Regions from separate parts of the Homo sapiens genome. Here region 2 is linked to region 1. A link is a loop called in an ENCODE intact Hi-C map of the cell type or tissue named here. Cell type or tissue: heart left ventricle. All regions are shown on one strand. Each heading gives the region's core, and the rest is flanking DNA. Links, peaks and the distances in the headings are about the cores only.

Evidence for each region. A loop is a pair of places that touch in the nucleus more often than their neighbours do. Peaks named below come from ENCODE experiments on the same cell type or tissue, not always from the same donor. Only the 100,000 strongest peaks of a DNase experiment are listed, where the experiment ranks them.
Region 2: a loop joins it to region 1, with 12 times the contacts of the local background. A loop is called at or near these places in 7 of 110 quality-filtered maps.

Annotation. Positions count from the first base shown.
Region 1 is chr10:51,044,803-51,052,940 of GRCh38, reverse strand. It overlaps a transcript of PRKG1 not described here. Among named protein-coding and RNA genes, the nearest start is that of PRKG1, 26 kb to the left of the region's middle. In heart left ventricle, for the core only: a CTCF peak has its summit at 4,860 (motif pointing right); no DNase peak of the experiment used is centred there; H3K27ac peaks cover 601 bases.
Region 2 is chr10:50,784,442-50,792,579 of GRCh38, reverse strand. No RefSeq gene overlaps it. Among named protein-coding and RNA genes, the nearest start is that of ASAH2B, 49 kb to the right of the region's middle. In heart left ventricle, for the core only: a CTCF peak has its summit at 3,468; no DNase peak of the experiment used is centred there.

The DNA.
Region 1 (8,138 bases), core at 2,089-7,088:
TTTTAAATCTACATTTTATATTTGAGTATCATCTACTAGTTATTACAAAAAATCACTATGCGCTGTCAATCTGATGGCCTTTATAAGACCCTTTATATAGAAAAACGCTTTATCTAACCCATGACAGGCAAAATGCTAAAAACTACATGGAAAGTTAGCTGGTTTGGTGATAAATCTCTTCTCACGGGGCAAAGCCTCTACATTGAACATAGAAATATTATTGATGAAGCATTCAATGATAAAACTGATTTCAGATTAATAAGTGATCTCTACCAGCCATGTATTCTCTACCATTGGGGTGGTTATTAATTCTTTACACGAAACAAAGTTGTGCTTACTAACTGAATCCAATGTGGAGTATGGAGTAAGGGCTAAATCTAGTTAAAAATAAAACAAAGAGATATATTTGCATTCTAAATAATTTTTCCACAGTCAGTATTTTATTTGGGCAACTTTCTTCTTAAAGCTTCTGAGTAATGAAAATGGCAAAAAAGAATTTGTGCACATCTGTTTATGTATTCAAAAAAAGAATATTCAAACTGGGCATTGGTCCATGGGAAAGCCTGCACAACATAATCCAGTCCACCAAACACACTCCTCATTTATTAATAAGAAAATTCCAGGTTAAATTCTTGCCAAGAGATGTTTTCTTTTCCAAAAATTATCTTTGGCCATATTTTATATTTGATTTACTCCCTTTGGTGCATAAAAGAAATAAAAGGCCTACAGTCCAATACTAGTGGTTGGAATTTGAACTCTGGTAAAAGAAATATAAATCTATTCACTAAAATCATTTTTGAGAAACAATAAAATTTTACAAAATGTGCTTATTGTCTTTTATTTTTATTGTACTATAAAATTCATATGCGTTTTGCTGTAAACCATCTTCAAAATATATTTTAAATAAGCATAATTCAATAAGTCCTTTATCTTTTTTCTGTTACCAATAATAGTAACTTGCATTTTAAGTATCAATTTTTATTTATCAAAGTATTTTAATATCACTTAATCTACCCACATGTGTTAGTTAGGGTTAATATTTACTTGTGGTATTATCATCCTGAATCGATTTTTCTTAAGCCTTAGGAATGTGCTAATTTGAAGGCTTATATACAGAAGTGCAACTTTGCAATGTGAGTTAAGTGATGTTTGTTCTTCATCTAAGATGTCGCTAGGTGATAGCAGGCCAGTGTATTATGGGGAATTATAAAGGAAGTAGATTCTTAGCTTATTTAAGTTTATTTATAGACAGTAAACATTAAAGCCTAATAAAACCATGAACAATATTTTTAAGTAAAGGCCAGTTATAGCTAAACCTGAATGTACATATGTGTTAACAGATATGCTGAAGTCCTGGGATCGTGTAGGAATTACTTTGGAGAAGTCAGAGAAAAAAGATTTCTGAATGACGAAAACAAATATGATTGGCAAATAGGAAAGAAGGGAGTACATTTTATTGATAAATGAAGTAATGGGTCAACTGATCTTCAACAAGGGTGCCAAGAATAATAAATGGGGAAAGGATAGTCACTCAATAAATGCTACTGGGAAAACTGAATATTAACATGCAAATGAATAAAATTGGACCTTTATCTTGCATCATACGAAAAATCAACTCAAAATGGATTAAAGGCTTAAATGTAAAACATGAAGTGATAAAACTCTTAGAAGAAAGCATAGGGGAAAATCTTCTTAACATTGGCCTTGGCAATGATTTCTTGGATGTGATATTAAAAGCACAGGCAACAAAAACAAAAATAGACAAGCAGGATTCTGTCAAACTGAATACCTTCTGTACAGCATAGAAAACAATCAACAGAATAAAAAGGCAACCTACGTAACAGGAGAAAATGCTTGCAAACCATTTATCTGATGAGGTGTTCATATCCAAAATATATAAGCAAATCCCATGACTCAAAAGCAAAAAAACAAAAAACAAAAAATAAAAAGTGAGCAAATGAGCAAAGGACTTGAAGAGACATTTCTTCAAAAAAAGACACACAAACGGCCATGAAGTATATGAAAAGGTATTCAACATTAATCATCAGGGAAATCCAAATCAAAACCACAATGAGATGTCACTTCACATCTGTTAGAATGACTATTATATTAAAAAATAGATAACAAGAATTGGCAAGGATGTGACAAAATTGTAACCCTGTTGGTGGAAATGTAAACTGGTGCAGCCACTATAAAGAACAGTTTAGAAGTTCCTCAAAAAAATAAAAAATGGAACTACCATATGATACAGCAGTCTCACCTTCTGGGTATATAGCCAGAGGAACTGAAATCAGGATCTCAAAGAGATGTCACCACGTTCATGTTTATTGCAGCATTATTTACAATAGCCAAGACATGGAAGCAACCTAATATCCATAGATGGATGAATGGGTAAAGAAAATATGGTGTATACATACAATGGAATATTATCTAGTCTCTGAAAAAGAAGGAAATGCATTGCAACAACATGGATAAACCTGGAGAACACTATGCTAAGTGAAATAAGACAGTCATAGAATGAGAATACTATGTGATCCCACTTTTATAAGGAATCTAAAATAGTCAGATGTGTAGAGGCAGAGAGTACAATGGTGGTTGCCAGGGGTTGGGGGAGGGGAAAACAGGAAGGTATTAGTCAAAGGGTACAAGGTTTTAGTTATGCAATATGAATATGTCCTAGAGGTCTAGAGGCGCAGAATAGTGCCTATAGTAAACAATACTGAACTGTATACTTAAAACTTTGCTAAGAGGATAGATATTATGTTAAATATCCTTATCACAAAATAAAATACATGATAGAATATGTTAGTGTTTTCAAGAGAAAACATGTAGAAGACTATTCTTTTGGGATGGAGAACAAAATAATATGTAGAAAATATAAAATCCATTGAAATGGGAGAAGCAATTGGCAGACAATTTCCATTGACCTGAATTTAATGACAAGCAAGGAAACTGGAGTTTCCACACGCTTCCATAAATGGAAGTGGTATTCTTACCTGAGCTCTAATTTTATGAAGCCTACAATTTATTACAATGTTTGCAACCTAGAATACCCATGCCATGCATATGGGTACTTTCGGATTTTATTTTAATGTTCATAAAGCAAGAATTATTACAAAATAAAACCTTAAATATATTGAAATGGACAATACACAAAAACCCATACCAACTAGAATCAGTAATTATATGTTGGGCATAAGACCCTGTGAAGGTGTCACTAGGTGGTAAAATACATAACACAAAACATAGAACTTTTTATTAGTAGTAGCAGTAGTAGTAGTTGCAGCAGCAAAAACAGTCATTTAAATATCTTTCTATATGGTTGTTTTCAGCTTAAAAGTTAAATCAACCTAGCAGGCAACTGTGCCCATCTAGAAAACTTAGCACTTATATTAAGTTAAACAAGCTATACAGGAGAAAAGTGTGAATAAATGAATATTGTTCTCAGAAAAGCAGGGGAATGAAAAAGAGTGACATAAATGGAGGGAATAATTCCCCCAAATCAGTAGCTTTACTCAAATACTCTGCATTAAAAATTGTTTCCTCATTAGCCTGAAAAAATACATGAATTACAACGCCACACATTGTTATTCACACTCAAGTGGCAGTTATGAGAGTATTAATTTGTGCACATTCCTAAGTGTGGTTTAGGTATTAGATAGTTATTAAAGATATTCACAAATATATCAAGTCTCTCTCTTCCTAGGCACATGGTAAAATAGCATTTCCCTACCTGCTCAAACTCAGCACAGCCACAGGATTCTATTTGGCTGTTAAAAATGAGCAGCCATGACTTGTGATGTTTCTGGGCAGAGGCAGTTAATTGCCGGTGTGGGACGCGGGAGCTCTTCCTTTCCCGGCCCTGTCAGTCATGGCAGCATGCATCTACACAGAGCCTCTGTCAGCTTGGTTCATGAGCAACGCCCCAGCAAACCCACAATGGGCAGGTGAGGAAGAAATAAATCTTTACTCAGTTCTAGGCCACTGAGAATTTAGGACTGTCTGTTACCACACCCAAGCTTAGCGTTATTGACTGACATGCGGTGCATGGTAACAGCATTACAGACTTGTTTAGAAAAAAAAAAAAGTCACTATACTCCCTCTTCTTAGTTTGGACTTATTTTCTCAGTTCAGTCATTCCCTGGAAGGTGTACACATACTACTGAAGTAAATTAACCATCACTGTTGGCCACTTGTCTAGTGGAAATTATTACTCTCTTTTGGAAAGTAGTGATTTGCAAGCGTTGACTTATGTCTAATTGAATACTAATGCTTTTAGTCTCTTGAACCAAAGACTAGTAGTTCCCAGCTAATGTAAGGAAAGCAACTTTTCCCACAGAAAGATCCACATGAAGCTTAATACCATTTGGGAAGTGGGTGTAGTTGCACCATTGATTTGAAGCTCAAATCATATAAACGAAGATTTTTTGCAGACTCTTGAGACACTGATAAAGAATTAATCAGAGAAACTAGCCCACAACATGGAAAACAGTGCTAGTGGGATTTGGGTTACTTTATTATTGTTATACTCTTTGTAGAATAGATACAAATTTAAATGGAAGAGTAATTGAACAATGGTGTTAAAATACTATACAAGCACAAGGAAGAAAGGGAGGGAGGGAGAAAGGGGGAGAGAGGAAGGAGGAAAGAGAGGGGAAGTAAAAGAAAGAGGGAGCAAGAAAGGGAAAAAGAAAATAGAGAGACAGACAGAAAGACAGGAAGAAAGGAAAATAGGAAAGAACAAAGGAAGAAGGAAGACTTGTTAGTGTTCTAGTCCAAAAATATAGAAATAATGGGAAAGAATGAGGTTTTGAAGTGATATGCAAGAATCGACAAAGAATAGCAGGGCTGCATGAACTCTGAAAGACAGCAGATGGCTCTATGTGCTATGAAAACTAAGTATTAATATCACAGGCCACTTCTGGCTATTTCAGGCTCTAGAGAACTCTCTTTCATCCTTCCTTATGCCCTGTAGATCATGGTTCACAAACTAACATGACTACAGGAACCGCAGAGATATTATCAATCAATAAAGCAGGCCAAGCATGTTATTTTATACTTTCCTTGTATAGTAAATGCCTAAGAATATTCCTCACTTTTATAAAAAAATATATACTCTTGACCTTCTTGGTATATCTTGTTTTTTTCATTTTTGATAGAAAATATTGTTTCTGCTGTAACAAATATGGCAAGCACAATGCTGAATGCCAACTGAAACTTGGCCCCAGGGATGATAGGGAGTGGTGGGGATTGCCTGAAGATGACTGTCATGGAGGACTGAAGTCTTGTGATGCAACATCTCCTCTTTTTTTTTTTTTTTTTTGGAAATAATAACAGATATGGTTTTGTGTTAAGTCTGTCACCTTTAAATTACTACTCAATTTTTTTCAAAATGTCAAAAACATACACAATAAATCTGTAAGCTCAATTTATCTCATGGATCAACATTCCATCTCTCCTATCCTTCTTTCTGGAAAACTGACCTAGGCTACCCATCTACTCAACAAGTCCAATCCATCAACATGGATTTCACATGATATGACAGGCAACAAGCTACGTGTTTTGCAAAATGTATCTCATTTGTTCCTCACAAAAACCTCATAAGTACAGACAAGGAAACTGGGGCTTACAGAATGTAAGTAACTTGCTTTAAGGTCAAAGTAAGTGGTAGAATTGGGATTCAATCCCTGGTGGAATCTAGCTCTTTAACCATTATGCTCCATTGTGTTTTGCACATGGCTTAAGTGCCTAGCCCAGACTACAGACCTTGAGGCTCTCACCTTTGGATAGTACCAGCTAAAAGACCAATAAGTGACCACAAAGAAGGAAACACTCTACAATGCACGTGAGAAAAACGTGTATTTCCCTTTCACTGTTTTCTTTACTTAAATATTCTGGCCTAGTTTTACAGAAAGAATATTACGTTGTTATTCCATTTTATCAAAAATGTCAGAAAAAGAACATGGATATTTCCGGTTGTGTTCTGAGCACCCGACTCATCCCATGAGCATCTGCTCCATCCAAGCAGCCTGACATTTTCAATGAAAGCATATTCCAAGCGTGCTCCAAGATGAGAACTGCCAACTAGAGGCATGAATCACCCGACAGTATTAAGAGTACTTAATATTCTCCAAATCTTCTTAGCATTCTGCAAAGACTCCATCATGCCTAATAGCAGTTTGTGCTATCTGCCTGAGTTGACACATGTATTCCACCCATGGGTTTTGACTGACAAAAATCCCAGAGGTTAAATACAGAAAACTTTTTCATTTCCGCTGGTCTGACAGTCCCTCGATGTGTAGTGAACCTTGCAGAAGCCTCTGTTTAAGACCTGTCGTCTCTCTGCAAAAGCGACAGCTCAAGCCTGTGCAAACCGGAGACGTAATGCCAAAGGAAAAATCGTTGTTTTCTTTCCCAGGAAAGATTTATCTCAAATCTCTGGCAATAACCTGATTTTCATATTGATACTAACCTAGGCTTTCTTCAGAGTCAAATGAAGATTTATGTTTCATAACACTTATCAAGAAAATGCCCTAACAGTATGCCAGCACTGCCTTCTCTTCTAGATTCCACCCAGAATGTATCTCCTCTACCAAGAGAAGTACCACAGGAGGACTGGGATCTCAGGCTCAAAGCCTCCATCATCAAGTTCCACATACAGAGGTCTCTCAAAGCAAGTCAGTCAAATATCTGGAATGTACTTACTTGGTTGGTTAAAATTACTAAACCCATTGATGGAGAAGACGAACAAGCATAATCAAGGTTAATTCAACCAAGGTTCCTATGTAAACAATTGTTACATACTGGAAGAAGTTTTCACATGCTCTTACTGTGCAAAAATGTTGGCTTCAGTGGTTACATTTCTAAGGCTGGGTGTAGACCCTGGCGCTATCTACTAACTTTGAGGAAAGCTTAGTGTCTGTCTCTGAATTACATTGCTTAGTAAAAGAGTAGCTTTAGTGCTTATGTGGCCATATGGTGTTTTACAACATTTCAACATTAGTGATATTCATTCTAGCCTTAAATGTGAAGAAAAAGTAAACTATCAATTTTTTGATGATTTAAAATTATGTATTTAAGTTATAAATAAATTAGTCTATGAGGAAATTATTAAGTTATGTATGGTTAAGTGATTTAATGAAGATTTTGAATCCTTTCTGGCTATAATTATAAAGGCTAAAATAAGGTAGAAAATATTTTATGACATAACATTTAGTTTAAAAAAGATAAACACGAAGTTTTATGGTGATTACGAGCACAGTTGTGGAAATGTACATGTGCATATGGACAAGGACAGGAAAAAACTTGGATACTAAAAATAGTTCCTTTGCAATGGTAAGATTTACAACTTTAAAATATTTTCAAGGTGGGCGGATCACCAGAGGTCAAGAGTTCGAGACCAGCCTGGCCAACATGGTAAAATCTCATCTCTAGTAAAAATACAAAAAGAATTAGCTGGGTGTGGTGGCACATGCCTGTAGTCCCAGCTACTTGGGGAGGCTGAGGCAGGAGAATCGCTTGAAGCCAGGAAGTGGAGGTTGCAGTGAGCCAAGATCGCACCACTGCACTCCAGCCTGGGCGACAGAGGGAGACTCCATCTCAAAAAATAAATAAATAAATAAATAAATAAATATTTTTTTCTATGGTAGTTCTAAAACAGGCATTTTATTTGAAATGTATGTATATAATTAAAATAAAAGATTGCCTGATATAATTCAGTCTAATAGTGTTCAAATTCAGATTTCTAGCAGTTTCTAAATGTGACCTAGAAGGACTTTTTGATCGCTCCTGTTAATTTTACTATTTATTTCACCAAGCAATAAAAGTAAGTAAAAGTAAATGTATTAAAAGTGTTTTAAGAGACAATTTTCTTCCAAGAATAAAAATGTCTACCTTTTAAGACAACATAGTTTCCTTGCCACACAAACAGCTACCAAATACATGCACTAAAATATCATAGCACAGCCTAATAAGTTCCTCAACTGTTCTTTGGAAGCAAGTAAGCTAAATCCATCCCCAGACATTTGGCTTCCAGGACTCCTTTTAAAAGAAAAAGGCATCATGATAAAACACTCAAACTCAATCCAGTTTTCAAAGTATTTCCTTGAAGTAAAACAATTTAGGATTTTCTTAAGGGT
Region 2 (8,138 bases), core at 1,195-6,194, 260 kb after region 1:
TGACTTCCAGAATTATTTTATAGCTAAAGTAACTAAGACATTGCAATATTAGTGTCAGGATATTAAAGCAGATCCATGGAACAAAATAGAATCCAAAGATATATATATATATATATAAATGGCCAGCTGATTTTTGACAGATGTGTAAAGTTAATTCAGTGGAGAAAACATAGTTGTTTCAACAAAGGGTGATGAAAGCAATTGAATATCTATTGGTAAAACAAAGTTTGATTCATATCTCACACCATACAGCAAAACTAACTCAAAATGCATCCTAGAAAAACATTTAAAACTTAAAACAATAAAACATCTAGAAGAAAACATAGGAAAAATATTGTTACCCTAAGATACGCAAATATTTCTTAGATATAACACCAAAAGCATGATGTATAAAAAACCAAATTGATAACTTGAACTCTATCAAAATTTAAAACTTCTGGTCTTTAAAAGAGAATGAAACAAGCCACAGACTAGGAGAAAATCTTTGCAAAGAATATATCTTATAAAGGCTGTGTATCTAGGAGATATAGAGCTCTCAACATTCAACACTAAGAGCAAAAGCCTCATTTTTAAAAATGGACAGAGATTTGAATTGACATTTCACCAAAGAAGATATATGGAGGACAAAATTACCTAAAAAGATGTTCAACGTCATTAGTCATTAGAGAAATGCAAATTAAAATCACACTCACATATCCTTATACATGTATTGGACTAGCTAAAATTAAATAGACTTGCCATAAGAAATGTTGGCAAGGTTGTAGAAGAATTGGAAGTCTTATACACTGCTCTTGGGAATGTAAAATGATACAGTGAATTTTGAGACAATTTGGCAGTGCCTTAGAAAATTAAAGGTACACTCACTGTATGATCCAGCCATTCCACTCCTGTATATTTACCCAAGATAAATGAAAGCATATTTCCATATAAAAACTTATGTATGAATGTTCCTATCAGCTTTCTCTGTAATAACCAAAATCTATCCATACAATGGAACAGGACTCATCAAGAAAAAAGAAATAAACTATTGATATGCTACAACATGGGTGAAATGGAAAATAATTATATTGGGTGAAAGAACCCAAACATAAAATAGCACATATTGTATTAATTCATTTTAAACAATTCTGGAAAATGGAAACTACCCTATAGTGACAGAAAGCAAGTCTGAGTTTTCCTGAGTTTGGAGCTGAGAAAGGTGGGGAGATTACAAAGAAACACCAGGAAGCATCTGTGGGTGACTGATATGTTCACTATCTTGAATGTGTTGACATTTTCACAGGTGCATACGTATGTCAAAGTTTATCAAATTGTGTAATTTAAATGTATACTATGTATTATATATCAATTGCTCTTCAATAACACTGGTTTTTAAAAGAGTTTAACATATTCCTATCATATAATCCAGCCATTCCATTCCTAGGTATTGATCCAAGAGAAACAAAAGCATGTATTCATATAAAGACCTGTGCATGAATGTTCATAGTGGCATTATTTGTAACAGCCAATAACTGGAATAAAACCCAAACATTCACCAACGGATGAATGAAGGAATAAACAAATTGTGGCACATTCATTCAATGGAATGCTACTCAGCAACTAAAAAGTAAACATGCTGCAACATGGATGAATGTTAAAATAAGTATGTTGTATACAACAGAAGCCAAACAAAGGAGAGTAGATACTGCATGATTCCATTTATATTATATTCTAGAATATGCAAGTGAATGTAGAGTGAGACAACACAGGTTGTGGTTGTTTGGGGAGAGGGGCAAAGCAGCACTGGGAAACTTTCCAGGGTGATAGATTTGTTCATCATCTTGACTGTGATGATGGTTTTGTGAGAATAGACATGTCAAAACTTATCAAATGTTATAATTTAATTTCTGTAATTTATTTGTGCAATTTATTGCATGTCAATAATACCTCAATAGAAAAACAAAAAACAAAATGAGCATAAAGTAGCAAAAGCAGTAAATACTTTCTGGGTATAAGAAAGCACTGGCTCAGCTAAATTGCTGTCTACCCTTCAGCAAGTCCTCTATCACCTCCAGACCCCCACTTCTGATTCTGTCATGTGAAAATCAGCTTGATGCTCTTTCATACTTGTTCCACTTCTAATAGGCTATGCTACCATTTTTAATCATTGACATCAAGGTTCTTCAAAAGACTTTAAAGAGCTTGCCTGTGAGCTTCCTTAAGAACCTTCAAAATTCATTAACTGAAGAGACATGGCTCCCCGTCCACATCTCTGGGTCCCCAGGGAAGGAACCACATGCTTCCCAACTTGTGCAGGATCTCAGAACAAGTGCCCCAGGTAGCAAAGTGTTTTATAAGGAGACCTGACTCACTCTTTTCTTGGTAGCTCCTATAGGTCTGCAATTCTGCCACCAACATCCCACAAATAACCTACAATTTTAGTGAGAATACAACCAGGGAGAGTTTAATTTGAAAGACGATGATCCTTCCTGCCTTTCCAAAGGCAGTGGGTATAGTTGAAGGCAATATTAGCCTATATATTCCATCTAACTGTTATGAAAATTTAAACTTCTATGTTTAAGAGTGTGTACCCACTATGCATGTGTATGGTTACATTATAACTTATTAGTACTCAGAGTGAGCTCTCTTTGCTTGCTTTTTCTAACAAGAGCTGGGATAAATCATAACCCTTGACTTGTTTTACTGATTTCCTGTTAGAGGCTGTGGACTTTATTGTTAGCCTAATGTTTCTCTGCTAAGTGCCTTGGGACTCATAATCCAACCACAGTCCCATCCCTGAATCAAAATCATGAGATAAAATATTCATGAGATAAAACACCCAATCAAATGTCAGTGTGAAGGCCAGAATATTTTATGGCTTGTCACTAGACAGAGCTTAGGAGAGAGGCAGAACCAGATAATGATTCATACCATCTGCTTCTGCATAGTAGAAATTTCCTAAAGGTACATAATTTTGATGTGGCTCTAAAGTGCCTGGCTCAATGCCAAGGACCAACTGGGGAGTTCAGTGACCTGAGTTCTAGGTCCAGATTTACAACCAATTTAACCTGTGTTTTGGTCAAACCATGTAAGCTGCCTGGGTGGTCAGGCTCCTCCTTTGTAAAAGGACATAAAGGACTCCTACACTCCCTTCCCTTAAGGAACTAGTTGGGTGACCCAAATGAGTGAAGCACACCTGTAAGACTCCAGGGAGTAGGACACAGTTGTCTCAACTCTGATCATTCTGAAGAGTGCACCCTTTGCCTTGATGCATCCAAGTACAATGAATACTGAGAAAAATAAAATGTGTGCAAAATAAAACTTGCCTATAACCACAGTTTTTAAACTCTGGCCTCGAAGATTGCCAAAGTCTATTCTATTCCTAAAAACCTAAGACTGTCCAAGCCAAAGTGCACTGGATAGTATGTGTACAGTAGCTTAGATCAAGTATGACATCCAGTGGCCTATTTGGCTAATGACACCTAGAGACTTTGAAGGAATCTGGGGAATTCTGATCTCTTTGGCATTTAATCTTGCAGAAAAAATTTCAATTGAAGAAAGGGAACTGGAACTAACCAGTACTCTCCCCTGGGTTGCAGGAACTGTAAGAGGAATTTTTGCCATTTATTCTACCCACACCTCACAGTAACTATGCAACCAATATTATTAACTATCAAAATGGACAAGAAAACAGAAAGAGACATAGAGATGAACTAACTTGCTTAACTATCTTACCAACCTTGCAAATAAGAATTTCTGAATACCATCTGACTCCTGAAAACATGCTGCACCCATCATTCCAAGACTTCAGAGAACATGTTTCCAAGTTTCTATTTTACAAATGTGGAAATTAACCTGAGGAAGGATAAGTGATACCCAAAACATAGCTACTTAAGGACACAGATGAGGCTGGAACCCAAGGCTTGCAGAAGATCTACCAATTAATTATGAGATCCAATATATCACAGAAAAGTCTTTACCTCCAAACAAGGCCCATAAAACACAGACTATGCGGAGGAGGAGCCAAGATGGCCAAATAGGAACAGCTCCAGTCTACAGCTCCCAGAGTAAGCGACGCAGAAGATGGGTGATTTCTGCATTTCCAACTGAGGTACCGGGTTCATCTCACTGGGGAATGTCGGAAAGTGGTTGCAGGATAGTGGGTGCAGCGCACCAAGCGTGAGCCAAAGCAGGGCGAGGCATCACCTCACCTGGGAAGCGCAAGGGGTCAGGGAATTCCCTATCCTAGTCAAAGAAAGGGGTGACAGACAGCACCTGGAAAATCGTATCACTCCCACCCTAATACCGTGCTTTTCCAACAGTCTTAGCAAACAGCACACCAGGAGATAATATCCCGTGCCTGGCTCAGAGGGTCCTACACCCATGGAGCCTCACTTACTGCTAGTACAGCAGTCTGAGATCAAACTGCAAGGCAGCAGTGAGGCTGGGGGAGGGGCGCCCGCCACTGCCCAGGCTTGAGTAGGTAAACAAAGCTGCCAGGAAGCTTGAACAGGGTGGAGCCCACCACAGCTCAAGGAGGCCTACCTGCCTCTGTAGACTCCACCTTTGGGGGCAGGGCATGGCCAAACAAAAGGCAGCAGAAACCTCTGCAGACTTAAATGTCCCTGTCTGACAGCTTTGAAGGGAGCAGCAGTTCTCCCAGTATGCAGCTGGAGATCTGAGAACGGACAGGCTGCCTCCTCAAGCGGGTCCCTGACCCCTGAGTAGCCTAACTGGGAGGCACCCCTCAGTAGGGGCAGAATGACACCTCACACGGCCGGGTACTCCTCTGGGACAAAACATCCACAGGAATGATCAGGCAGCAACATTTGCTGTTCAACAATATCCGCTGTTCGGCAGCCTCTGCTGCTGACACCCAGGCAAACACGGTCTGGAGTGGACCTCTAGCAAACTCCAACAGACCTGCAGCTGAGGGTCCTGTTAGAAGGAAAACTAACAAACAGAAAGGACATCCACACCAAAACCCCATCTGTATGTCACCATCATCAAAGACCAAAGATAGACAAAACCACAAAGATGGGGAAAAAACAGAGCAGAAAAACTGGAAACTCTAAAAATCAGAGCACCTCTGATTTTTAAAAGGAACACAGCTCCTCACCAGCAACGGAACAAAGCAGGACGGAGAATGACTTCGACGAGTTGAGAGAAGAAAGCTTCAGACAATCAAGCTACTCCGAGCTAAAGGAGGAAGTTTGAACCCATGGCAAAGAAGTTAAAAACCTTGAAAAAAAATTAGACAAATGGCTAACTAGAATAACCAATGCAGAGAAGTCCTTAAAGGACCCGATGGAGCTGAAAACCACGGCACGAGAACGATGTGATGAATGCACAAGCCTCAGTAGCTGATTCGATCAACTGGAAGAATGGGTATCAGCGATGGAAGATCAAATGAATGAAATGAAGTGAGAAGAGAAGTTTAGAGAAAAATGAATAAAAAGAAATGAATAAAGTCTCCAAGAAATATGGGACTATGTGAAAAGACCAAATCTATGTCTGATTGGTGTACCTGAAAGTGACGGGGAGAATGGAACCAAGTTGGAAAACACTCTGCAGGATATTATCCAGGAGAACTTCCCCAATCTAGCAAGGCAGGCCAACATTCAAATTCAGGAAATACAGAGAACGCCACAGAGATACTCCTCGAGAAGAGGAACTCCAAGACACGTAATTGTCAGATTCACCAAAGTTGAAATGAAGGAAAAAATGTTAATGGCAGCCAGAGAGAAAGGTCCAGTTACGCACAAAGGGAAGCCCATCAGACCAACAGCAGATCTCTCGGCAGAAACTCTACAAGCCAGAAGAGAGTGGGGGCCAATATTCAACATTCTTAAAGAATTTTCAACCCAGAATTTCATATCCAGCCAAACTAACCTTCATAAGTGAAGGAGAAATAAAATACTTTACAGACAAGCAAATGCTGAGAGATTTTGTCACCACCAGGCCTGCACTAAAAGAGCTCCTGAAGGAAGCACTAAACATGGAAAGGAACAACCAGTACCAGCCACTGCAAAAACATGCCAAATTGTAAAGACCATCCAGGCTAGGAAGAAACTGCATCAACTAATGAGCAAAATAACCAGCTAACATCATAATGACAGGATCAAATTCACACATAACAATATTAACCTTAAACGTAAATGGGATAAATGCTCCAATTAAAGGATACAGACTGGCAAATTGGATAAAGAGTCAAGACCCATCAGTGTGCTGTATTCAGGAAACCCATCTCACATGCAGAGACACACATAGGCTCAAAATAAAGGGATGGAGGAAGATCTACCAAGCAAATGGAAAACAAAAAAAGGCAGGGGTTGCAATCCTAGTCTCTGATAAAACAGACTTTGAACCAACAAAGATCGAAAGAGACAAAGAAGGCCATTACATAATGGTAAAGGGATCAATTCAACAAGACGAGCTAACTACCCTAAATATATATGCACCCAATACAGGAGCATCCAGATTCATAAAGCAAGTCCTTAGAGACCTACAAAGAGACTTTGACTCCCACACAATAATAACGGGAGACATTAACACCCCACTGTCAACATTAGACAGATCAACGAGACAGAAAGTTAACAAGGATATCCAGGAATTGAACTCAGCTCTGCACCAAGTGGACCTAACAGACATCTACAGAACTCTCCACCCCAAAGCAACAGAATATACATTCTTTTCAGCACCACACCACACCTATTCCAAAATTGACCACATAGTTGGAAGTAAAGCACTCCTCAGCAAATGTGAAAGAACAGAAATTATAACAAACTGTCTCTCAGACCACAGTGCAATCAAACTAGAACTCAGGATTAAGAAACTCACTCAAAACTGCTCAACTACATGGAAACTGAACAACCTGCTCCTGAATGACTACTGGGTACATAACGAAATGAAGGCAGAAATAAAGATGTTCTTTGAAACCAACAAGAACAAAAACAACATACCAGAATCTCTGGGACACATTCAAAGCAGTGTGTAGAGGGAAATTTATAGCACTAAATGCCCACAAGAGAAAGCAGGAAAGATCTAAAATTGACACCCTAACATCACAATTAAAAGAACTAGAGAAGCAAGAGCAAACACATTCAAAAGCTAGCAGAAGGCAAGAAATAATTAAGATCAGAGCAGAACTGAAGGAAATAGAGACACAAAAAACCCTTCAAAAGAATCAGTGAATCCAGGAGCTGGTTTTTTGAAAAGATCAACAAAATTGATAGACCACTAGCAGGACTAATAAAGAAGAAAAGAGAGAAGAATCAAATAGAAACAATGAAAAATGATAAAGAGGATATCACCACCGATCCCACAGAAATACTACCATCAGAGAATACTATAAACAACTCTATGCAAATAAACTAGAAAATCTAGAAGAAATGGATAAATTCCTCGACACATACACCCTCCCAGGACTAAACCAGGAAGAACTTGAATCTCTGAATAGACCAATAACAGGCTCTGAAATTGAGGTAAAAATTAATAGCTAACCAACCAAAAAAAGTCCAGGACCAGATGGATTCACAGCGGAATTCTATCAGAGGTAGAAGGAGGAGCTGGTACCATTCCTTCTGAAACTACTCCAATCAATAGAAAAAGAGGGAATCCTCCCTAATTCATTTTATGAGGCCAGCATCATCCTGATACCAAAGCCTGGCAGAGACACAACAAAAAAAGACAATTTCAGACCAATATCCCTGATGAACATCGATGCAAAAATCCTCAATAAAATACTAGCAAACCAAATCCAGCAGCACATCAAAAAGCTTATCCACCATGGTCAAGTGGGCTTCATCCCTAGGATGCAAGGCTGGTTCAACATATACAAATCAATAAACGTAATCCAGCATATAAACAGAACCAAAGACAAAAACCACATGATTATCTCAATAGATGCAGAAAAGGCCTTTGACAAAATTCAACAACGCTTCATGCTAAAAACTCTCAATAAATTATGTATTGATGGGATGTATCTCAAAATAGTAAGAGCTATCTATGACAAACCCACAGCCAATATCATGATGAATGGGCAAAAACTGGAAGAATTCCCTTTGAAAACTGGCAGAAGAAAGGGATGCCCTCTCTCACCACTCCTATTCAACATAGTGTTGGAAGTTCTGGCCAGGGCAATCAGGCAGGAGAAGGAA